3 separate regions of the Homo sapiens genome follow, and all the other regions are linked to region 3. Evidence: read pairs that join two places in POLR2A ChIA-PET (ENCODE). Cell type or tissue: CD4-positive, alpha-beta T cell. All regions are shown on one strand. Links, peaks and the distances in the headings refer to the core of each region. The heading gives the core; the rest is flanking DNA.

Region 1 (8,417 bases), core at 1,673-6,672, 390 kb after region 3:
AAGAATTGCTATTGGAGTTAAATGACATAACTACTTAAAGTGCCCGATACAAGAGAAGTAGTCAATACATGGTAGCTAATCTTACTGTTCAATAAGTAATGCCATGGTTTGAATATGTCCCCTCCAAAATTCAGGAGTTGTCAACGTGATAGTATTAGGAGGTGAGGCCTTTAAAAGATGATTAGGCTATGAGGGAACCTCCCTCATGAATGGGATTAAAGCCCTTATTAAAGAGGCTTCACACAGCTTTCGGGTGGCTTGCCCTTCTGCCTTATGCCATATGAGGACACAGCGTTCTTCTTCCCCTGCAGAGGATGCAGCCCTCACAAGACAACCAAACCTGCTGGTTCCTTGATCTTAGGACTTCTCAGCCTCTAGAACTATGAGAGATAAATTTCTGTTCTTAATAAATTACCCAGTGTCAGGTATTCTGTTGCAGCAGCACAAAATGAACTAAGACAATTATAAAGAAAAAGTAGATATAACATAGATTATATTATTAAAGTGCATTGGCCAGGCGCGGTGGCTCACACCTGTAATCCAGGCACTTTGGGAGGCCAAGGCAGGTGGATCAACAGGTCAGAAGATCGAGACCATCCTGGCTAACACGGTGAAACCCTGTCTCTACTAAAAATACAAAAAAATCAGCCGGGCATGGTAGCGGGCGCCTATAGTCCCAGCTACTTGGGAGGCTGAGGCAGGAGAATGGTGTGAACCCGGGAGGCGGAGCTTGCAGTGAGCCGAGATTGTGCCACTGCACTCCAGCCACTCCAGCCTGGGCGACAGAGCGAGACTCTTATCTCAAAAAAAAATAAATAAAGTGCATTATGACACCAATTCTTTGATAAAATATAGTATATAAAATATAATCCCTTCTTGAATGTGATCTGCTTCCCACTGTAGTGAACTTCCCCACAAAAATGATCTCTGCAGTAAGGTAATTTGCCAAGTAGTCTAGAAAATAAGATTGTGCACAGATGCACACTTATACTTCCCAGCATAACTCAGTTTTATGCAATATTTACATATTAATGGGAACTGAACACCCAGCTCTTTACTATTAAGAAACTGTGGTATTTATCCCCAATATCTTACAATCTACGTCTCACTGGCATTTGAAGGAGATGTGGCTTCTTCAGTGCCCAACGAGGTTGGATGTTCAGGGACTTATTCCAACCTACTTGTTAAGAATCTTAGGCAAATAATAATTCTCTAAATGGGGGGGTGATGAATCATGACTTTATTCAACTAGCTCATTCTGACTGCTGCATTTATCAACTACTGTTTTTCTATATACCATGTCTCTAAAACTAATGACCCCCATTTATCACCATTTTCACTGTTTAAGGAGAGTTTAAAAATATAGTAGCATAATACTATTAGCAAACAGCTAACCGAGTGTACTAGCTACCAGCAAGCACATGTGACACACAAAAAGTGCTCTATAAAATATGTCAATGAAATATTGCTGAATACACCATTATTTTAATTCTTCAATGACCACATATAAGAAATGCTGATTCTGCTTATTATGGTTGGTGAATTCTGACTAGGATACATTACGGTCTCCAATGGCACCTTGTTAAAAGCTGCTATGCCCCAAGAGAAGCATACTACAATCTTAGAAACTTCTCCTTTGGCCAGGCATGGTGGTTCAAACGTGTAAAACCAGCAATTTGGGAGACCAGGCAAGTGGATCACTTCAGTGCAGGAATTTGAGACCAACCTGGGCAACAAGGCAAAACCCCATCTCTACAAAAAATACAAAAAATTAGCCAGGCGTGGTGGCATGCATCTGCAGTCCCAGCTACTTCAGAGGCTGAGGCAGGATAATTACTTGAGCCTGAGAGTTCGAGGCTGCAGTGAGCAGTGATTGCACCACTGCACTCCAGCCTGGGTGACAGAGTGAGACCCTATGTCAAAAAGAAAAAAAAAAGAAACAAACAAACTTCCCAGCTGGGCGCCAGGGCTCACTTAAGCCCAGGAGTTCGAGACCAGCCTGGGTAACATGGCAAAATCCTGTCTCTAAAAAGAATACAAAAAATTAGAAGGGTGCCTGCAGTCCTAGCTATTAGAGAGGCTGAGGTGGGGGGATCACTTGAGCCTGTCAAGGCTGCAGTGAGCTATGACGGTGCCACTGCACTCCCACCTGTGTGACAGAGCAAGGCCCTCTCTGAAAGAAAAAAAAAAATTGTCCTAGATTAAGAACCACTGGGTTATTTCAAGGACTAAAGAAGTTGATTTAGGCCAGATGCAGTTGCTCACGCTTGTAATCCCAGCACCTTAGGCCAAGGTGGGTGGATCACGAGGTCAGGAATTAGAGACCAGCCTGACCAACATGGCGAAACCCCGTCTCTACTAAAAATACAAAAATTATCCAGGCATGGTGACACACACCTGTAGTCCCAGCTACCAGGAAGGCTGAGGAATGAGAATTGCTTGAACCCGGGAGGCAGAGGTTGCAGTGAGCCGAGATCAAGCCACTGCACTCCAGCCTGGGAAACAGAGCAAGAGAGAGCAAGACTCCACCTCAAAAAAAAAAAAAAAAAAAAAAAAAAAGGAGTTGATTTATATATAAAGTACGTAGAACAGTACCTGGGCACAGGTGCTGTTACTAAGATTAGCACAGTGGCTTCTAGGGAAACATAAGTTTCTCCTAGCAGCAATTGAAGACAATTAGATTCGTCCCCAATTTGATTAAGTAAACAACAAAAATTCAAATAAATCACAGATGCTGATAGGATGTGAAAAAATGTGTTTGTCTATTCCCAATAAGATTTATTTACGTGCTGGGCACAGTGGCTCATGCCTGTAATTCCAGCACTTTGGGAGGCCGAGGCGGGCAGATCATTTGAGGTCAGGAGTTCAAGACCAGCCTGACCGACATGGTGAAACCCCACGTCTATTAAAAGTACAAAAAAACTAGCTGGGCGTGGTGGTGCATGCCTGTAATTTCAGCTACTCAGGAGGCTGAGGCAGGAGAATTGTTTGAACTCGGGAAGCAGAGGTTGCAGTGAGCTGAGATCATGCCAGTGCACTCCGGCCTGGGCAACAGAGACAGACTCCGTCTCTCAAAAAAAAAAAAAAAAAAAAAAAAAAAGGATTCATTTAGACTCATTACCACTTTCTATGGATATAATGTATTCTGTTCATACTGAAATCTTTGGCCTCACAGTTGAGGTTGTCTCTCAATTGGAAGTTTCTTTAAGGTGGAAGAATGTTAGTAATATGTTCTTTCCATTGTAACTGTGGTTTGAGGGTACTTTTTTTTTTGCAAAGTAAGAGTCTGGCTTCTGGCTGGGCATGGTGGCTCACACCTGTAATCCCAACAATTTTGGAGGCCAAAACAGGAGAATCACTTGAGCTCAGGACCAGCCTGGGCAACATAGCGAGACTCTGCCTCTACCAAAAAAAAAAAAAAAAGAACTTGGTTTCTAAGATTATCATATGCTTTGTGTTCACGGTAGCTTTTAACAAGGTGCTGGTATCAACAGCTCAACCCTCAAACATCCATGCTAACAGCAGAAAATACATTGCACAGAAAGAAAAGATGGTAGACAGTATCTTTTAGAGTGGGCAGGAATGCTTGTATTTGTATTTAGTACTGAGTAATTATTTCCAATTTTCGAGGAAGTCACAAAGCTGCCACAAATTGTTTAACTATACAATTCTTCCTTTGCCAGGGTCCAGTGCCTGCTCAGCTTATCATTTCATACTGGCAAACAACTATACAACTTTTCCTCATCTGTGATACAAAGATTAAAATAAGCAGAGGTGGTCACATTCTAAATATTTCCTGGTTCACACCTTCCCCTATTAGGGAAATCACTTTTGGGCACAAAAGATCATCCATTCTAACTCTTACTGGGCAAATATCTTGTTTGTGTCAACTAAGTATTTTGTACACAGAATATAATGCCAATATCATTAAGTATTTGAAAGAAAGATTTGTCAAAAATATCCCTGTTATGACCTACTCTTAGGATAATCCAGGATTGATAAAAAGCCAAATTCTCCCCATAGCCGAAAGAGGTTTGCCTCAGCCTAAGGCTATTTTCCCTAAGTGAGAGTTTCTAAACTTTCTGGTGAGCTTCTCTTTCTCATCCAGCTGGTCAAAGTTTTCTGATAACAACATACCACACAACTGAAAAGCTAAGTTTCTCGGCCTGAATTTTTGTTTATACCTGATAGAAGCTACTGCTTTCTCCTAGTGGAAATTCAAAATACCTAAGTTTATCTCCAGAAAACTCTTCAAATACTTTCAGTAATCTAATGGCAACAGCTTTGCTACTAAAAATTTCCCAACATCTTCCTGTTTGGGCAGGTCTTGCTGAAATCCCCCTCCTCATAAGGAGGAATTTGAGAAAAAATACTGCCAACTTCAAGTTCCCTTAGGCAAATTTCCAGCCCCAGTGCAAGGCCATGAGGTTAAACATTTCTCAATGACGCAGGCTCCCTCAGAGGGAGGAACAAGAAAAAAAAAAAAAATCAAAACGTATTCTTCCCACTGCAGTAAATCAAGAAACAGCAGCCAAGTACTTTAAAAAAAAAAAAAAAGTGAAGTTAATACTGTTTGCTCTGCCAAGGCCCCCAGTGGGAGTACAGAACCCAAATGAGAGCTGTGGGATGAGAGAAAAAGAATTGCAGAACCAGCAATCCAGTCAAATTGACAGATATGTCTCCAGATTCTCTAGATAGTCTCTGGAGTACCAATACAGTGTAAGGTCCCAGCCACTGTATAATTTACAATAACTAGGACAACTAAAGTAAAGTGATTGAATTAGTGGCTGGGGGTAAGGAATGGTGTCACACATTAAGCAAATCATGATTCAGGATTAAAATGTACATTAGGTGAGAGGCCGGGAAAACTAAAGGAAAGTACATTTAAGCAACTTCTCGGTGAAGGAATATATAAGGCTGATCACAAAGAAGGCAAGCTCATGTGAGGGGCTGGTAGGGTTCTTGAACCTCTGGCCACCTGCAGATAAATAATTGATTGAAATAAAACCCGAAATGTTCTCCAGAAACAGATTAATACAAAACAGAATTTTAGAGTTCAAAAGGTCCTAAATGCTTACAAGAAAATGCCAGTGATGAAAATATCATGTGTACAGTGCTTTACTTCTCAAAGTGCTTTCACTGAATCATTAAATAAAAATTATTATGTACCTGCTATGTGTTAGGAACTGGCAATACAGAAATTGGATACCACCCCTGCTTTAAAGGGGCCATACTTCTAACAATGAGACCTGCTAGGAATGAAAATGCAGCAAACAATCAGTCTTTGGTGGTATGCAGTAAACATAAGGAGAGCACAGCAGAAGGGGCACCGAAGTTTCTGGGGGAATCAAAGACAGCACACATCTCAGAAGAGACAGCCCTTGAAGTGAGGCCAGAAGGCTGGCAAGCAGAAAGACTAACGGTTATATGCAAAGGAATATATGTGCTTTTTTTAAAAAAAGCACGAAGTGTTCTGGGAACCAAAAGCTGGTCAGTACTGCTGGGGACTGTGAGTTTGGAAGTGATATGAGATAACCACATAGTCAGAGACCAGACAAATAAAATAGCTTAAGTTTTACCCCACAAGAAATGGAAGAATTCTGAGCAGGAGAAAGAAAATGATTAGAATTGGTAGTTAGCGAAAGTATCTTGGCAGCTGAATGGACAGATTGGAGGAGAGTTGAACTATAGCCAGGGAGCCCAATAACAAGTCCCCTGAAACCACAGAGAAAAATGCTGACAATATGATATAGGGCAGAGAGACAAAATATAAGAAGTCAAGGTAGAGGTAAAATCTAGAGAACTCACAAGTCAAATAGATATGACAAGTACAACAAGAAAGGAGGAATTGAGACTGACTCCTAATTTTCTGGCTAGGGCAACTGGCACTATAAATTAGGGAATGCAGGTTGGGAGTAGTCACTGAGAATGGCGATATCAGTTTTAAGTGCACACTAGTCATTTAGATGTCCAGGTGGGAAGAATTAGTGGATTAACTGAATCTAGAACTCAGTAAACAGGTCAGGGATATAGATACATATACACGTATCACATGTGAATACCTTTCCTATTTGGAGGAAATTCTAAGACGGGGAAAGGCAGTCACCTTTTCCCACTACAGGAACTGACAGTAACAGAAATTCCCTCTCTCTGTTCCCTGGCATCTAGTTCACAAATATATAACCCAAGTCAATCAGATCCTCCTATGTAGATCTTTGAATATTGAAAGAATAACACAAAGGTGGAAAATATAATCAGAAATTATTCATGGCACTGTGGCAAGTGCCTACTGGTGGCAGTGCCAGTAGTAACAGATGTTCATGGGAGACCAGGCCAGCAGCAGTGGCAGAGAAGGTCCAGCAAGCAGTGCTAGAGAGAGTCCTCAGCCAACTGATCCCATTACATGGTCTTTACTATGTCTTGCCTCACTCAGTTTCTGCTCATTTTCTGAACTGTGTTATCCAGCCTTCCTTTTAAGGCTGTGCACTATCCAATACTTTTCCAATATATTTATTTTATGCTTAGGTGAACCAAGATTATGTGAAAAATCCTGAGTAGTACAGAACGAGGAGGGAACATAGAACAGGTGAGATGAGGCCTAGAATGGGCCCACTATATAGGGTGACTAGTAGGTCACTATGAAATTAGTTCATATGTGTCATCTCCTTCCATCCTTACGGTCCCTTGTGAGGAAAATAAGGCCAAGTACCATATCTTTATTTTAGGATAAATAAACTGAGGCTAAAAGAGATTAAGATCATACAGTTCTTTTTGCTATCCAAGAGTGTCCTCAAAAAAGTTGTTTTACAGGTGCTCATCAAAAGGAGATGTTAAATGAGCAATACTAATTCTTACAGCAAATGTCAATGGACACAGATGATAACCACACATGGGTCCCAATGCTGGTCTTCCAGCTTCTTCAATTTTGGTAATATAAAGAAGATCCTAACAGAAGCATTAAATTCCTTATAGACAATCACCTAGAAACATACCTAATGAGGATCCTTGCCATCATCCTTCCACTCAGGGTACCTTGGTTACTACTGAAAGAATACATCATAAGCTAAAGGGATTCCTCAAGTGGAAGAAAGGATCATCTATCCCTAACCATGAGAACCACTGTGGGAATGAGAGGTTGAGAGCTTTCGAAAGATGATTATTTCTCAACTTCATTCCTTTGGGATATGTCACAGCCAGTAAGGGAGAAATTGGAAAAAGCAGCTTTCACAAGCTGCCAAATCCATGTCCTAGTCCCAAGGGATAATTAGCCAGTGAGGTTTTGTGGAGCTGATGTAATGTTGGCAGAGGCTAATGTTTTATGGTTGAACATGTAGCCTCTTGAGTTTTAGCTACAGGGCTAAAAGGATGACATCCTGAAAAGCTAAGAAATTCATACCCATAACACCACCACTTCGCAATGTGCATCTTAAAAGTAATTTGTAAACTTTAACTGATCCATCTTTATCATGATTAGTTATGAACATTTGTTAAACTATAAATTCTCTAAATTTTATTTTATGTAACTATTTTGCTATGAAAAGAAATTTCTAGGTAACACAGACAATTTAGAAAGCTTAAAGTAACAAAATAATTAGAAGAAAGGAAAGTTTTACAAGGAGTGAGTCTGTTTGTGGCACTTTCATCCCACTACCACCACACCAAGTTTAAAGCCATCTGATGAGCTTATGAAAACAATTTTTGAAACTGAGTAGTCTAAGCCAAAAGTGTTCAGGAGTACCAAATCTCTCACAAAAAGTGTCAATCTTAGAAACCTTAGAAGTATTCTGAGATGCAGGAGGTAAGAATTAACGGACAAGAAGCAGAAATATTAAAACACTAACACTCTTGGTTTGAGTTTGAGCTGTTAAACTTCTTGCAGGCCTGGCACGGTGGCTCACGCCTGTAATCCCACCACTTTAGGAGGCCAAGGCGGGTGGATGACCTGAGATCAGGAGTTCGAGACCAGCCTGGCCAACATGGTGAAACCCCATCTCTACTAAAAATACAAAAATTAGCTGGGCATGGTGGTGTGTGCCTGTAATCCCAGCTATTTGGGAGGCTAAGGCAGGAGAATCACTTAAACCCAGGAGGCAGAGGTTGCAGTGAGCCAAGATCACACCATTGCACTGCAGCCTGGGCAACAAGAGCGAAGACTCCATCTCAAAAAAAAAAAAAAAAGAAAAAGAAAAGGAAAAGACAAAATGCTTGCCATTTAAAAAAAAAAATGAGTCCTTTGACTTAAATATGCCACAATGATCTCCAAATCCTGAACAAAACTAAGTACATTAATAAAAAAATAAAATCACTAATCAGTAAGGCAAAATATGTAGTGCTTTTAAATATGTGCTAGCTCCTTAATAAGAGACAACTTTTGGGCTGGGCGTGATGGCTCACATTTGTAATCCTAGCATTTTTGG
Region 2 (8,417 bases), core at 2,272-7,271, 200 kb after region 3:
ACTTCTGTTGCTCATCTGTTCTGTGTTCCCATCTGAGCTTGAGGTTCTCAGGGATAATTGTTTCTATTCCTCACAGCACTGATTTCGTGCCGTATGCATAGTAAGCCCTTAGTGAATATTTCTTGATTGTTTTTAAAGAATCTATGTGAACATCAATATCTAATAGACTGGATCAAGGCACAAGAAAAGTGTAATTTACTAATTACTTTCTATTCAGTCAATGATTATTTATAGAATACTTTATTCTGCTAATGTTCACATTCTCACTGTTACCCAGAAGCTGGTATCTTTAGGAAGACTTTCTCCTTGAATGTGTCCTCCTTTTCAAGTCATTTTTAGCTAAGAAAGCAGTAGAGAATTGGTTATCTTATTAAATCTTTAATTCATATGATAATTCTATCAATTCAGAGTAGTAGTCACTGAAAATTTTATGTTCGTTATGCTCTAAGAACAGTGTTATTTTGTATTGCTGTGCTTAAAATGTGTACTATTACTTTTTAGAATATAAATGTGCATGTATTTATGTGTATGTAGATAAAACTCATGTGTATTTGTCAACAAAAGTGAACCGTCTAACCTTATTCCTTCCTTAATTTTCTCTTCTTACAGCAAAGTTCCCTGATTACAAATCAACATGGTCCCCAGATCCCATAGGACACAACCCCACTCATCTCTCCAACAAGATGTGGAAAAACCATATTTCCTCCAGGAACACTACACCGCTGCCCCGCCCACCTCCTGGTCTGACCAACCCCAAACCATCATCTCCCTGGAGCAGCACAGCACCCCGATCAGTCAGGGGGTGGGGGACACAGGACTCACGGCTCGCCTCGGGTGAGGAGGATCTGCCTAAAGGAACACCATTGTTCATCCACAAGGGGCTTATGTTAACACAGATGGTGAAGACACAAAGAGGTCTTCCCAAGAGAGGAAGTCATGGTTGTCTGCTTTTTCTTCTGGTAGAGGAAAAGGTACCTCTTGAGTGAGTGAAAGTCGCAGTCAGTATAAGGCAAAGGGACAGATGGAGTAAAATGAGTAAAAATGGCAGAGTGAGAACACTGGGAGGAAAATACTGTCTTGCAAATCAGGCATAAAAGTGCATAGGAGTCAGGGACCAGTAGAAGAGAAAAAGAAGGTCAGAGTCCAGTGGAAAAGAGAATTTATAAAAGCAGAGAAGAAATGTGAGCTACATGAAAATCTTTCTCCCTCATGGCTTTTCTTGTTTTTGTTTTATTTCTCTTCCTAACCATTTTTCTGGTTGCTCATAGCCTCTACCTGGAGTGATGGTGGCTCAGTTCGTCCTAGTTACTGGCTGGTTCTTCACAATCTCACCCCACAGGTAATTATGCTTTCTCGCAGTTTTCTAGATAGGACTTGATTGTATTAAGAGAGAGGGAAAGGTTGGGCATGGTGGCTCATGCCTGTAATCCAAGCACTTTGGGAGGCCGAGGCGGGTGCATCACGAGGTCAGGAGATCAAGACCATCCTGGCTAACATGGTGAAACCCCGTCTCTACTAAAAATACAAAAAATTAGCTGAGCATGGTGGCGGGCGCCTGTAGTCCCAGCTACTCGGGAGGCTGAGGCAGGATAACGGCGTGAACCCGGGAGGCGGAGCTTGCAGTGAGCCAAGATTGCGCTAGTGCACTCCAGCCTGGGCGACAGAGTGAGACTCCATCTCAAAAAAAAAAACAAAAAAAAAAGAGGTAAAGATGGGGGTTGGTTTCTCACACCTGTAATCCCAGCACCTTGGGAGGCCAAGGCGAGAGGATTGCTTGAAGCCAGGAGTCTGAAATCAGTCCAAGCAATATGAGACCCTGTTTCTACAAAAAATTAAAAATTAGCCAGGCATGGTGGCACACAGCTGCTCAGGAGGCTGAGGTGGGAGGATCACTTGAGCCCAGAATTGCATTGCATTGCACTCCAGGTTGGGCAATAGTGCAAGACCCTTTCTCAAAAAGGAGAGAGAGGGAAATAGATGTGGGAGGCTGGCAGATATGAAAGTTCATCTCCTGATCACTGCAAAGAGGTCTTGACTACAGGAGTGGGTGTCCCCTCCCCACCCAAGGTTCACAGTCTACTTCTGGAGAAGGGTTGATGCTGGCCACTAGGCTTCATGCCTGCCTTCAAGATGATGATAACACATACAGTTTACAAAAGTGAAAGTTAGTTTTATAAGCTAGTTCATAAAACTAGGTAAAACCCACTAGAGAGTGGGTTTCTGCAGATCTTACGGGGCAGAGAAAGAGAAAAAAACAAACAGAGTAGGGTGGTATTTTCTGGTGATTTCTGTGTAGTAGACACGATTTGCTATACAAATGTGCATGTTAGTATCTGGAACCTAGTGGAAAAGGGAGTATTTTAAGGACACCCAAAAGCTACCTGTTTCTGTGTTAATCCTCCAAGAAGACCTGAACCTATACTTCCTATCCCTGAAAGTGTCTTCCCTTCTCAACTAAGTTCTTTGTTTCTTAATATGGATCTCATGCATCATTTAGTTACAAAACCTCAGTATTTTCTCCCTCTTAAAACATATTAACCATTTTTGTGCTCTGTAAATAATTAACCATCCATCTCTCCAGTGGAAGAGATCATTTGACTTCATAGTTTATAAATGCTACATGGGGCCAGTCGCAGTGGCTCACGCCTGTAATCCCAGCACTTTGGGAGGCCAAGGTGGATGGATCACGAGGTCAAGAGGTCGAGACCATCCTGGCCAACATGGTGAAACCCCGTCTTTACTGAAAATACACAAATTAGCTGGGCGTAGTGGCACACGCCTGTAGTCCCAGCTACTCGGGAGGCTGAGGCAGGAGAATCACTTGAACCTAGGAGGCAGAGGTTGCAGTGAGCTGAGATTGCACCACTGCACTCCAGCCTGGCGACAGAGCGAGACTCCATCTGAAAAAATAAAAAAAAGCTACATGGGTGTGTTTAACTCTCCGTCTATTATCCTCTTCACGTGTAGATGGCATTACTATAATTTGCTCTCATCAGACCATATCCGCTAGGTGGTTTTCTATTGGAGGAGCTTCATTTGCACCAAGCCACTCTGCCTTTCACCTTGGTTGCTAGATAACTGAGGTATTTGCAGAAGCATTATGTTGAGCACCTGAACGAGGTTAAATGGGCTCATCAAAACTGAGTCCATCACAACCTTTACAACACCTTGTTAAAAGGAGTCTGTTATGCCTCCTGTTTTTGACATACAAAATGCATTCTCTGGCATTTAATTCATATATGGATTCATGCACACTTTATTAAGCCAACATTTTCCAGAGTGTTGTCATGAGATATGATTAGGTCTCTGGCCTAATATGTTTGACATGTATACTTGGTTAAACAAAACTAAGCAGATTTTTTCACTTTGAGACTTCTTAGGCCTTTTAATACGCTAACACATATTATGATTCTCTGTGGGGAAATACATCTCCTAAATACATTTGCCCATTTGTAGGGAGTAAATCACAGGACTCGTATTTCAAGATGCACATTGAGGTAAACAATTTCCTAAATACAGTTAACATGAGGGAGAGTGTGGGTCAGCTCTTAATCTCTGTATCTAATCAACTCAGCTCAAAGTTCCAAGTTACGGCCGGGCACGGTGGCTCACACCTGTAATCCCAGCACTTTGGGAGGCCGAGGCGGGCAGATCACAAGGTCAGGCAATCGAGACCATCCTGGCTAACATGGTGAAACCCCATCTTTACTAAAAATACAAAAAATTAGCCGGGTGTGGTGGTGAGCACCTGTAGTCCCAGCTACTTGGGAGGCTGTGGCGGGAGAATGGCATGAATCTGGGAGGCGGAGCTTGGAGTGAGCCGAGATTGCGCCACTGCACTCCAGCCTGGGAGACAGAGCGAGACTTCATCTCAGAGAAAAAAAAATTTTTTTTTTAAGTTCCAAGTTATTTCTTTAGCAAATAGTTGACTGAAATATGAAGAATCTTGTATGACCATCCTCAAAACTATGTATACCTCCTATTTTCTAAGAGTTGTCACACAATGTGATTATGTTATGATGAGATTGAGAGAAGCAGTAAGAGATGCACTGTTTTGAAAGAAGCCTGGGCAGGCCAATCGGCTGTTCACTTGTTCTATCTTATGAAAAATGCTGGCCAGATGTGGTGGCTCATGCCTGTAATCCCAACACTTTTGGGAGGCTGAGGCAGGTGGATCACCTGAGGTCAGGAGTTCCAGACCAGCCTGGCCAACATGGCGAAACCCCATCTCTACTAAAAAGACAAAAATTAGCCGGGTATGGTGGTGGGTGTCTGTAGTCCCACCTCAGTCGGGAAGCTGAGGCAGGAGAATCGCTTGAACCCGGGGGTGAAGGCTGCAGTGAGCTGAGATCGCACCACTGCACTCCAGCCTGGGTAACAGAGCGAGACGCTGTTTCAAAGAAAAAAATGTTAATTATACACATACATCCATATAAAATGAATATGGGGGTGGCCGTGTTTGGGTTAGAACTAATTTTAAAATGAAAGCTTCCTAAAAGCAGACTAATCTCTATCATAGCTTAAAAGGTTATAAGAGCAAGTCACCTGCTCTCCAGCCTGGGTGACAGAAGAGTGAGACCCCCCCCATCTCTGAATTTAAAAAAAAAAAAGCAAATCTTGATACAATTGTCACCCCCTTACCCATGATTTCTTACCCTTGGTCAAACCATAGTCAAAAAATATTAAGATGTTTTTAGAGAAAGACCACATTCACATAACTTACAGTATGTTGTTATAACTTTTCTTTTCTTTTTTTTTTTTTTTTTTTGAGACAGAGTCTTGTTCTGTCGCTCAGACTGGAGTGTGCAGTGGCGCGATCTCCGCTCACTGCAAGCTCCGCCTCCCGGGTTAATGCGGTTCTCATGTCTCAGCCTCCAAGTAGCTGGGACTACAGGCGCCAGCCACAATGCCTGGCTAATTTTTTTGTGTTTTTAGTAGAGATGGGTTTCACCATGTTAGCCAGGATGGTCTTGATCTCCTGACCTCGTGATCTGCCCACCTCAGTCTTCCAAAGTGCTGGGATTACAGGCGTGAGCCACCGCACCTGGCAACTTTTCTATTTTAGTCTCTTACTGTGCCTAATTTGTAAATTAAACTTTGTCTTAGGTATGTATGTATAGGAAAAACATAGTATACTTAGAGTTCGGTACTATTGGTGGTTTCAGGCCTCCACTGGGGGGCCTTGGAAGGTGTTCCCCTCAGATAAAAGGGGACTACTTTATCTGGATAATGTTTCTTTCATCACCTAAAATTTATCTAGAGAGCATCTATCCTAAAAAGTCTGTTGTGGCATATGCTGACATGCTTGTGTAATCTATTGTTACTTATAAAACAATGCTAAGAGCATTTCTGTGATCATTTTCTGCAAAGAACTACAGAGAAACTGCCTGTTTTCATCCTGCAGGGTGTCTACCACTGCCACCAGTAGTACAGCTTTTTAATCTATTCAATAGTAATCTGTTTATCTTCCAAAGAAATGAACTGAAATGGTGGACTGATCTTAAATACCTATTTAAGATCTTGATGGGACAGGCGCGGTGGCTCATGCCTGTAATCCCAGCACTTTGGGAGGCTGAGGCGAGTGGATCACAAGGTCAGGAGATCAAGACCATCCTGGCCAACATGGTGAAACCCTGTCTCTATTAAAAATACAAAAATTAGCCGGGAGTTGTGGTGTGCGCCTGTAATTCCACCTACTCAGGATGCTGAGGCAGGAGAATCGCTTGAACCTGGGAGGTGGAGGTTGCAGTGAGTCGAGATTGTGCCACTGCACTCCAGCCTGGGCAACAGAGCAAGGCTCTGTCTCAAAACTAAATAAGTAAAAAGATCTTGATGCAAAATAAGTTAATCAGAGTGAATAAGTTTGTTCATCCAACTCATAGGTTAGGAAAATTGTCCCTAATCGCTGAAGATCTTAAGTGGTGAAAGTCTAACTGGGGTGAGGGGTACAGCCTTTGGTCAAAATGCCTGATGTCAGCACAGGACATAGAGAAGTAGGCAGAAATAGTCTCACCTTGAGATGGGCAAAGTAGGGGTAAGACAGTGTTAGAATAGGCTATGAACCAGGTCAGCCATCAGCATTTTAAATAATCAGATGTTTAGTAGTGCTTTTCTTGTCTGTGTCTTTCTCTTTACAGAGGAATACATGAGCAGTGATGCTAAGAATGTTAACTTACATTCTTACATGGATACCATCTCATTTTTGTCCTTTTTTGACTCTACAAGTTAACACTCCCACCTGTTTATCTCTTAAAACAGACCATAGGCTGAATCATATGCTTTTGTTTTGAGCTGCATTTATGGAAACTATTTGCAAAATGGGCACACTAGGTCTCAGCCAGTGCTTTGAATATCTTAAAATGTACCTTTTCCACCCCACCTCCAGTCTTTATCTCATGAATGTCATTACTCCTTAGATTGATGGGTCAACCTTGAGAACGATCTGCATGCAGCATGGCCCACTGCTGACATTCCATCTGAATCTAACCCAGGGCACTGCCCTGATCCGATACAGCACCAAACAGGAGGCGGCCAAGGCCCAAACTGCACTGCACATGTGAGTATTCGGTCCTACACCCACGTAGACAAACATGCATGAAGATGCACCCGTGAGTATTCTGGCAGCTGCTGAATTAAAGATGCACCAGAACATATACGAAGAATGGCACCGTCACACGTGCATCTGCAAGTCTCGAGTGTGGAGAGTGTGGAGGTGCCGGGTCTTTTCCACCAAAGCTTGGATTGTCCTGTATATATCAGAGGCCAGTCGTCAGAATTCCAAACGTAAATAATTTGTGAAGTAGTGAGTAAATTCTAAGTAACATAAAGCTAGGGCCGGGCACAGTGGCCCATGCCTGTAATCCCAGCACTTTGGGAGGCCAAGGCGGGCAGATCACAAGGTCAGGAGATGGAGACCATCTTGGCCAACATGGTAAAACCCTGTCTCTACTAAAACACAAAAAATCAGCCAGGCGTGGGGGCGCATGCCTGTAGTCCCAGCTACTGGGAAGGTTGAGGCAGGGGAATCGCTTGAACCTGGGAAGCAGAGGTTGCAGTGAGCTGAGATCATGCCACTGCCCTCCAGCCTGGTGACAGAGCAAGATTCCATCTCAAAAAAGAAAAAAAACACACAGCTAATAGAATTGCCATTGTTTTTCATAATAGAATCTAGCTGCTTACTCCAGCCTCTTTGCAGATGATGAAATATTGTGGTCTTGGGGGGTAGCAGGGTCTTTGCTTAAATTAGGTGGCGCTAGATCAGACTTTGCCCATCCCCTTCCCTGCCACTGTCAAACTGGTGGACGGAGAAGACCTGACTGCCCTTGGCTGCAGATGCCATGACAGAAAGCCAGACACACTGCAAGCCAGGGATGAGGGGGCTCAGGCAGCGAGGAGCCCCTGAGAAAGAGCAGCACTTCCGGGGACTGAAGCCAGGTTGCTTCGATGCTTTGGGTATGGTCTCTTGCCTCATAACTCACATGGGGAAAGAAAGAGACCATATTTTTCTTTCCTTTTTATCTAAGGCTTTATTTATTTTGTTTTAGAGCAGTTTTAGGATCACAGCCAAATCGAGAGGAAGATACAAAGATTTCTGTCATATCTCCTGCTGCCACACATGAATAGCCTCCACTATTATCAACATCCTCCACCAGAGTGGTGCATTTGTCAAGATTGCTGAACCCCTCCTTATCACCAAAAGTCTGTAGTTTACATTAGAGTTCACTCGGCCTTGTACAGTATATGGTTTTGGACAAATGTATAATGACGGGTATCTACCATTACAGTATCAGAGTCCTCTGCCAGTTCAGTCATCCCTCTTAGCCCCCCACAGACACACACGTTTTTCTTGATAGCTAAGTTGTCTAGAATATATAAATTCCATACACCAAGAAATATCAGAATATAGTATTCTCTAGTAGTCCTTGGTTATCCTGAGTTTTGGTGATGCCTTGTTGGTTTACATCATTACTTCTTAATTACCTGGCGGTCTGGTTGAAATACAAGTTCTGGACCCAGAGGTCTTGGGTGGAGCTTGGACTTTGCATTCTAAAAAGCGTTCATGGATATGGCAGCTTCTAGTCAAAGGACTGCACATTGAATGTCAAGGACTGCAGTCGCTCCCTCCGTATGCTTTAGGATTTTCCTGAGATCCATAGCTCTCTTTCCCTCCCTTCTTCCAGGTGTGTGTTGGGAAACACTACCATCCTTGCTGAGTTTGCCACTGATGATGAAGTCAGCCGCTTTCTGGCACAAGCTCAGCCCCCTACACCTGCAGCAACCCCAAGTGCGCCAGCTGCGGGGTGGCAGTCGCTGGAGACCGGCCAGAACCAGTCAGATCCCGTGGGACCTGCTCTGAATCTTTTTGGTGGGTCCACTGGGCTCGGGCAGTGGAGCAGCAGCGCTGGTGGCAGCAGCGG
Region 3 (8,417 bases), core at 1,600-6,599:
AGGGGAGGAGGAGCGCAATAGCTAGAACAGATTTTAAGGTTAAAGAGGATGTTTTTAGGAATGGACAGACAGTATTTTTACAGAACTTCCAAAGCGTTGAAGTGAAGTAGGGAGTGGCCTAAAACTGCAAAGATAGTATTTCCAGGTCTTGGAATGATGGTAAATCTCTTGTGTATGGGGACTAAATAAAACCATCTGTTTCTAGCAGATCTACCTCCACCTGTGCTCCTTTTGAGACAAGGTCTGGCTCTGTTGCCCAGACTGGAGTGCAGTGGTGTGATCTAGGCTCACCGCATCCCCTGCCTCCTAGGCTCAAGCCATCCTCCCACCTCAGCCTCCTGAGTAGGTGGGACTACAGGTGCATACTACAATGCTGGGCTAATTTTTTTGTGTTTTTTGTAGAGATGGGGTTTCACCAGGTTGCCCAGGCTAGTCTTGAACTCGTGAGCTCAATCAATCTGCCCACCTCTGCCTCCCAAAGTGCCAGGATTACAGGTGTAAGCCACCACACGTGGCCTCCTTAAACTTTTGATATTATTATTTGTGTTACTTAATTAACTAGATATCTTCTTGTCCGCTTGGGCTGGGTGCCCTGCTCACAGAGCTGGATGGGTGGTACCCTCCTGTCTGCCACCAAGTCTCCTGGCATCCCCCCTTGCTTCCTGGGAAGACCTTCCAGGCCTCCTTGCTGGTGTTGTGCTCCTCCCTCACATCTGCTGCCTCACTTAAGACATCTCTTCTGGACATCTTGCTTGAAGTTAGGCCAGTTGCCAACAATGTAGGCAGACAGGGTTTTCAGAGTTATTTGCGACTCAATTAAAAGTTTATAGTGTATTCTTAATAATCTGTATCCCAAGAATTATGCTGGATATCAAACTGATAGGAGTGGTGAGTCCTGGGAAGACTGGAATGGAAGGAGAGGGGACATTGGTTAAGAGCCTCTCTATACTGCTTGAATTTTTAAAATGAGAATTTAAATGTAAAATAATTGTGCTGAATAGTCAAGTTTGAAAATTAAAACCCTGCCATACTCAGAGGTGATACTAGTAAGATACCAGCAAAATAAATATAGTTTGTTGAATATGTATTTCTTTCAACTTGCCATATTCTCTAGGAAAGATTTAGTTCTAATTAAATCCTGTGAGTTTAGTTAGGTACTTGGCTTTGGAAGAATTCTTTATTTTTATTTTCATTTTTTTGAGACTGGGTCTTACTGTGTCATCCAAGCTGGAGTGCAGTGGTGTAATCATGGTTCACTGCAGCCTTGACCTCCCAGACTCAAGCAATTCTCCTGCCTTAGCCTCTTTAGTAGCTGAGACTACAGGCACATGCCACCATGCCCCGTTAATTTTTTACATTTTTTTGTAGAGATAGGGTCTTCCTGTGTTGCTCAGGCTGATCTCGAACTCCTGAGCTTAACTGATCCTCCTGCCTCGGCCTCTCAAAGTGAAGTGCTAGGATTATAGGAGTGAGCCACCACGCCCGGCCTAGAGGAATTCTTGCAGCCGGCTTGCAGTTTAGCAGGACCTGGGGATTGATTTAACCCAAGATCCACTGAACATTCCCACCCCTTCTATGAATTCCAAGACTAGTTTGGCTGCTCTGAAAGAGAAGAGAGAAAACTGGAGTGGTTCACAGTTTTACTGCTGCAGCTGTACCTGATCAGATGGTAGGATTACCGTGTAGTTCTGAGCATTTCAAAGCAGTTGTGGAGGAATTTGCCGCTATTTATACCTTGGAAGGAAAATAGTGCTGTAGGTAACTTCAACTAGATAATTTCAAATGTTGATTTTATAATTAATTTTTATGTTTATTTTGAATACGTGTGTACCTGATACAGAGGTTCACAGCCTGGCAGAGAAAGTAATGCAGCTGTTCTGTAAAACCTGGATTCAAGAGTACTTGGAAAACTGCTCAGTTTCCCTAGCCTACCTGTCCTCTACCTTAATTCTTTTTTTCCCCTCCCTTCTGAATACAGGCAGTGTCTGAGACTCACTGCCAAGCAGGCTAGGGACTGAGTGACATGGTCTCTTTCTAGCCTTGTCTGTTAAGGAGACATGTAATGAACAACTTTACAGGGTTGGCACACTATTTGGACTAATGATAGATCCAGAGAAGAGGCTGTGTTTTAACCTAAGCGGGAAACTTTAATCAGAATAGGGAACTAAAAATTAGTGTTATTCTCTTGATAGTCTCTGCGGTTGACAAAAAATTAATGAATCCAGTCGTCCTCTGAAGTGCTGAGGGTCAGACATAACCACGTAGCCTCGAGTTCTCTGTAAGGGCCAGACCCATCTTGGAGGTTGCAGCTAACTTCAATTTTTACCAATGCATTTAATTAGGGGACCCATCCACATTCAAGTACTGAATTGCTGGGATCCCATTGGGATTCAGTTCAGCTTATGTTTATTGGACTCTACCCAATACCAAATTCAAAGGTGTGTCAGACATGGTCCTTGCTATCAAGGAGCTCCTGCTGAGTGAAGAAAATGGACCCGTGGATATTACCAATATAATGTGTATCTCGGAGGAGGAACACTTTGTCCAACCAGGGAGGATACAGAAAATTTCTAGGAGATAACACCTAAAGGAAAAGGGGAAGGGAATAGGCAGAGGGCTCTCAGACATTAATGTGTGTGTTGTGAGTAAGGAAACTGTGCAGTCATGAAGTGATAATGGGTCTGGAGAGGCCTTGGATTTTACCCTAAAGGTAGTTATTGACTGAATTTAGGTGGCGAGATACCCAGAGGTCAAATTTGCTCTTCAGCAAGAAAGACTGCTGTGATACAGTGTACAGTAGGGAGATAGGGAGACAAGTCAAAATATTTCTAATTCTCATCACAGTTCCATCTGAGATGTATTGATTCAAACACTATTAAATAAAGTAAGTCAAATAGAGGGGACGACAGATAGCAGGGCAGTGAGGTGCTTTCAGATTCCCTGCAGCACCATCTCAGCACTGTGCTCTAACGTGGGGCTGAAGCCCTGACTTACAATCTCTAGCTGTGGGGAATGGAGCACGCTGTCTTGGACAGAAGTATTGGGTTGACTGTGAAACTAAGGGGCCAACTTCCAAATAGTGCCAGCTTTCTGACAGCGGTGTAGATGCTGGTCCCAGATGAGCCTCTGCTGGGCTCGCCATTGCTTTGAGCACCTACACACACATAGGTAGCTCCAACCTTGAGGAGCATTCCTTCTGCGTTTGTTTGTTCATTGTAAAATGAAGTTGCTGGCCATTTAATATATATTCCTATATCTCTGTATTCAAATACATGAATATATATTTCAGAGAGAGATTCCATCATGGAATAAATAAAATATTTACTGCATTTACTAGCAACTTGCTATGAATTGATTTTGAAGAGACTGTTCCAGCCATTATGGGGGAATGGATTGGGGAGGAGCAAGAGTAGGAACAGAGAACCAGCGAAATGGCCCCAACAAGCAAGAAGGACAGCAGTGAAAATGAAGAATTATGGGTAGATCTGAGAAACAGATTTTGAAAGAGGAAATGATAGGACTTGCTGATGGGCTGATATGAGGGGTTGGGTGAGAAATTCATGACGGATGTCAGGGTCTGACCTAAACACCTGGGTAGGGGGTGATGCCCTTGATTGTACAAAGCCTTAATATTAATAACCACTTGCCTTTATTGAGCATGTGTTTGGTATCCTGCCCTGTACTAAGAGTTTTACACATACTTCATTTAAACTTCAAAAGAACCCTATGAAGAAGGTGTTGTTATTGTTCCCAGTGTTGGTTGAGGAAGCTGAGCTCTGAGGGGTTGGGCTGCGGGCCTAGAAACAATAGCTGGTGAAAGGAGGAGCTGGATTTCCACAAGTCTGCCTGTGCCACTGTTTCATGTGGCATCTTGCTATGAGCATACAGTTCATAGTGATTTTTTTCTCTTTTCAGGGTTGTGGTTTTTTGCACTGAATGTAACCTAGACTCATCTTCACGGGCTTGTGTTGCCCCAGGTACTGTCAAAGGTAAGTTTTTAAAATATATATCTACCATGTATTGGCAATAGTCTTCTTAAAAAGAAGAAAAGTACTTTTTCAAAAACATTGTTGCCCTTTTACCAAGTTCTTACAGAAAGATATTTTTAAGGTGACCATCATACCAGCCCCTTGCTTTCCTACTATATGGTAGGTGCCTTTTAAAAGCACTGGTATTTAGATGGATACTGACATTTGGTGCCTCATGCTAGAAAGCTACAACTTAGTTATTAGGATTATGTGAATTTTATGTGAGTGTTCCCCTAGCGTCTCTGTCTCTCACCTTTCCCTGCTGCGGTCTGTAGTCCACATTACTGCCAGGGTTCACTTTCTGAATGATAGATTTACTCAGGTCATGCCTTTGCTTAAACAGCCCTCATGGCATCCAGTTGCTGCAGATGTTGTCCCACAGATCCCTTCAAACCTAATTCCAGTCAACATTTCTGGTTGCTTTTTTAGTGAATCCTTATCTGTAAGCCTTAATGGACCATTTTCTTTTCCCTAGATATATATATAGTATTTTTTCGTGGCTTTGTGCCTTGGTTGATGCTTTTCTCTTTTTAGAGCTTGGAAGCAGGGAGAAGAATGTGACTATCTACTCTTCTTGTTGTATTTTTCCTGTTATCTTCTTCTCCCAAACTCCCTTGGCAGAATTTCTTTTTCATCTGTATTCTAAGAGCACCTGTTGTTATTACAGTAATAAATTATTCAATATTTTATATTAAAGTTGTTTATTTGTATCTGTCTCCTTTACTAATATATAAACCCTTTGAGACTGCTTGGAAAGGAGCTAACCTATTTTCAATGCCTAAAAGAGGCCCCCACAAGCAAGAAAGGATGACAGCAGTGAAAATGAAGAATTGTGGGTGGATCTGAGAAACAAATTTTGAAAGCAAAAATGATAGGACTTGCTAATATGAGGGGTCCAGGGTAGGATTGCTAATATGAGCTAATATGAGGGGTCCAGGGTAGGATGATAAATTGATGATGAATTTCTCCCCAACCCTTTGCTAGGCTTATGTGCCTAGTGTATGCACCTTGTCTCTATAGAGACAGCCACTTACCTGAAGACAGTAGCCATAACCATAGCCACTGCTAAGGTCAAAATACTGTGTGGCCTATGGTTTTTGAACCTCCAGTTCAGCCTCAGTAGTATAGAGAAATAAGATAAAATGCTCTTAGACACCTTGCTAAGAGTTCTACACACATTGTTTAATTTAGTCTTTATAACACCTTTTCCTGCACAGCTTTATGGATGAAAATATCAGGATTAGAAAGTTAAATAACTTGCCCAAGACCACACAGCTAATAACTGACAAAGAAGAACGGTTCTACATTTTCAAAGCCACAGCTCATTCCAGCATAACACAGTATCCCAGCACCATCTGGCATGTGATAGAGGCACAGTAAATGTTTATTGAATTGATATCTATTGCATTTTAAAGAAAAAGCACTGTCATTGATTAATTCAGTCATTCTTACATAGAAATTTATTGAATACATATTAAATGCCAGGTACACAGTTTTGAGTAGACTGAATACAGAGATTAACAAGATATAGCGTCTGGTATCAAGGGGTTGACAGTCTAATCCTTATCACATAGAGGAATCTATGTGAGTAAATAAATCCAATAAAGTGTTACAGATCCCATAATAGAATTCAAACAAGATCCACTGGAGGCACTGAGGAAGGAATCATTATTTCTGCCTAGAGATGGATCAGGAAATAGTTCATAAAAGCTGAGCCTTGATTGGAAAGTAGGGTCTCCCCTTGTGGCACCAGAGGAGGGAAAGGCAGAGGGAGTGATAGCAACAAAAACATGGAAACCTGAAACAGTCTGCCATATTGGCAAAGCTGTAAGATGTTCATTACGGCTGGAACAAATGGAACAGAGACCAGGCAGACGAGGCTGGAGAGACAGGCAAGGGCTGGATCCTGGAGGGCTCTTGAAAATATTAACATATTTGGCAATTTTCCTGGAAGAACTTGCACAGGTACTGTAGGACATTACTTGTATTTAGTTCTTAACATTTGCTGAGTCCTGTCATGTGTGTAGCAAGCACTGTGCCAGGTCAAGACTATCCACCACCTACCACAGGTCACAGACTGGTGACTGCTCCAAGTTGAAGTGATGTGCAAAAACAGAAATTAAACACTTGTGTCGGTCGGACACGGTGGCTCACGCCTATAGTCCCAGCACTTTGGGAGGCCTAGGCGGGCGGATCACTTGAGGTCAGGAGTTCCAGACCAGCCTGGCCAACATGGTGAAACCCTGTCTCTACTAAAAATACAAAAATTAGCCAGGCGTGGTGGCACGTGCCTGTAGTCCCAGCTACTTGGGAGGCTGAGGCAGGAGAATCGCTTGAACCTGGGAGGCAGAGGTTGCAGTGAGCTGATATTGCACCACTGCACTCCAACCTGGGCAACAGAGCAGGACTCTGTCTCTAAATACATACATAGATAACATACATACATACATGCATACGTAAACACTTGTGTGTTGTCTCATCATCTCATGAGGGGACATGACTTGTCACTTTGGCATGACTTGTTCACCCCTCTAGTTTTCATGTAAGTGGGCTTTGCCCTGACTTTTTTGTGACTCTGTTAGCACTGATACATTAGACTTTGTCACTTCTTACATGGAACCCTTAGTTAACCGCACACTTCTGCATTGCCTACCTTACTTACCTTCTGTTTTGTCAAAAGGAAAGTAAAGTTGCCCTAGACACAACCATAAGCCATGCCTTCAAACAAGAATGTTATCAAGGTTTGTTCAAGAAACATTGAAAACTAAGGACAGCTCCAAAACAACAAAAAATGAGAGCAAGTGAAATAAAGGACAAAGATAAAAATGGGTATCAATATGACATTTAGTAAGTGGGCACATTACATGGTTTTAATCAGGAAAGATTTTTAGAAATAAAAATTGACTGGAGGCCAGGAACTGTGGCTCACACCTAAATCCCAGCATTTTGGGAGGCCTAGGCAGGTGGATTGCTTGAGCTCACAAGTTCAGGACTAGCCTGGGCAACATAGTGAAATCCCAACTCTACCATAAATACAAAAATTAGCTGGGCATGGTGATGTGTACCTGTAGTTCCAGCTACTTGGGAAGCCCAGTGAGGCTGAGGCTACATTGAGCCGTGATCATGCCACTGCACTTCAGCCTGGGTGACAGAGTGAGACCCTGTCTCAAAAAAAAAAAAAAAATACTGAATAGATATTAGAAGGGTAGAGATGTGGATTGGTGATGAGGGGAAGGGTTTTCCAGTAGGGTGTGGACTAGGATATACATAGAGAGAGATTAGCATGTTGTGTGCTGAGAATGGAAAGATTTGCCTGCGTGAATGCAGAATACAGGGTGCTTTGAGAGTAATTAGAAATGAGGTTAGTGAAAAGCTTAGGAAGTAAAAGTGTGTGATTAATGCTGTGGTAATGGAATAATTTGGAAGACAAGGCTGATATGGAAAACTGAACTTAATTCTGAGGAGGATACATGTCAGATATAAGTTGAGATCAAAGGGTATCCAATAAGTAATATTCTCTTCCCTGCTCAAGTTCTGAACCAACAGAGACTTAGCACAAAGGAGTAAGGCAGACAGGTGGAGATCAAAATTTCACGTTTATCATTCATAAAGTTGCCATAGGAGAACTGGCTTAAATCTAAGGGCAAGCAGATTTTTAATACTGAACTGCAGGACTTAACAGGTTTATTCGCCCACCACCACTAGTCTGGGATAGACCTGCCTTCTCGCCTGCCTCCTAGCCAACGAAAGGAGCAGAGCAGAACAGGTGTCCCCAAGGGAAAAGGGAGAGAAAAGGGCTGGACTATGCAAGCCTGGTTTCTTCTTCCAAACACACTCATCAGAGAAGTGACTTCACCCCTGACAGCCTGAGTCAGGGATACAAGGCCAGGAATATGAAAAATTGGATATTGTCCCATGTGGAAGGAAGCATCAGGAGCAGGGAAAAAAGTTTTCCTCCCCTAGCATTCCCTAGCTTTTGTTTCTTAGTACATTGTTCTTAACCAGTAAGTCTAGGTCAGCCAGGGTTATGCCAGTCTTCCTTCCTCCTTTCCCTCCTCCCTCCCTCCCTCCCTTCCGTCCTTCCTTCCTTCCTTGTATAGCCAGAAACCTCTTAATTTTCATTTTCCTTTTGAATCACCTATATAAACCTAGCACAAGCAATTTAAAGGAAAAACTTCACTGGTTTTGTAATGCATGTGTGCTATTTGAAATTCAGCTGCTTTGCAGCTTATATGCAGCGAGTAATTGTTCCACTTTCTGATGTCTAAAAGGCCTGTAGGAAGAAAGTCTGTTTTCCCTGAAGTCTAATCTTTCCTCAGCCATGCCTGCTTAGGAAAAGCTGTGCCGGCATAATTCAAGGTCAAGCAGCAGCCTTCTGTACACTGAAGC

What was found. ChIA-PET counts read pairs that join two places held together with the same protein. Peaks named below come from ENCODE experiments on the same cell type or tissue, not always from the same donor. Only the 100,000 strongest peaks of a DNase experiment are listed, where the experiment ranks them.
Region 1: POLR2A ChIA-PET joins it to region 3 with 7 read pairs; 1 of 35 experiments calls an interaction of 5 or more read pairs at or near these places.
Region 2: POLR2A ChIA-PET joins it to region 3 with 6 read pairs; 3 of 35 experiments call an interaction of 5 or more read pairs at or near these places.

Annotation. Positions count from the first base shown.
Region 1 is chr22:40,505,441-40,513,857 of GRCh38, forward strand. The region is part of intron 3 of MRTFA (myocardin related transcription factor A); the gene reads right to left. Among named protein-coding and RNA genes, the nearest start is that of MRTFA-AS1, 12 kb to the right of the region's middle. RefSeq lists an enhancer at 5,145-5,689. In CD4-positive, alpha-beta T cell, for the core only: no CTCF peak of the experiment used is centred there; a DNase peak (open chromatin) is centred at 4,411.
Region 2 is chr22:40,314,674-40,323,090 of GRCh38, forward strand. TNRC6B (trinucleotide repeat containing adaptor 6B) reads left to right here. Exons shown (of 23, transcript NM_001162501.2): 20 at 610-834; 21 at 1,269-1,339; 22 at 6,417-6,556; 23 at 8,181-8,417. Among named protein-coding and RNA genes, the nearest start is that of ADSL, 28 kb to the right of the region's middle. In CD4-positive, alpha-beta T cell, for the core only: no CTCF peak of the experiment used is centred there; a DNase peak (open chromatin) is centred at 4,828.
Region 3 is chr22:40,113,140-40,121,556 of GRCh38, forward strand. It overlaps a transcript of TNRC6B not described here. Among named protein-coding and RNA genes, the nearest start is that of TNRC6B, 61 kb to the right of the region's middle. In CD4-positive, alpha-beta T cell, for the core only: no CTCF peak of the experiment used is centred there; a DNase peak (open chromatin) is centred at 3,832; H3K27ac peaks cover 3,566 bases.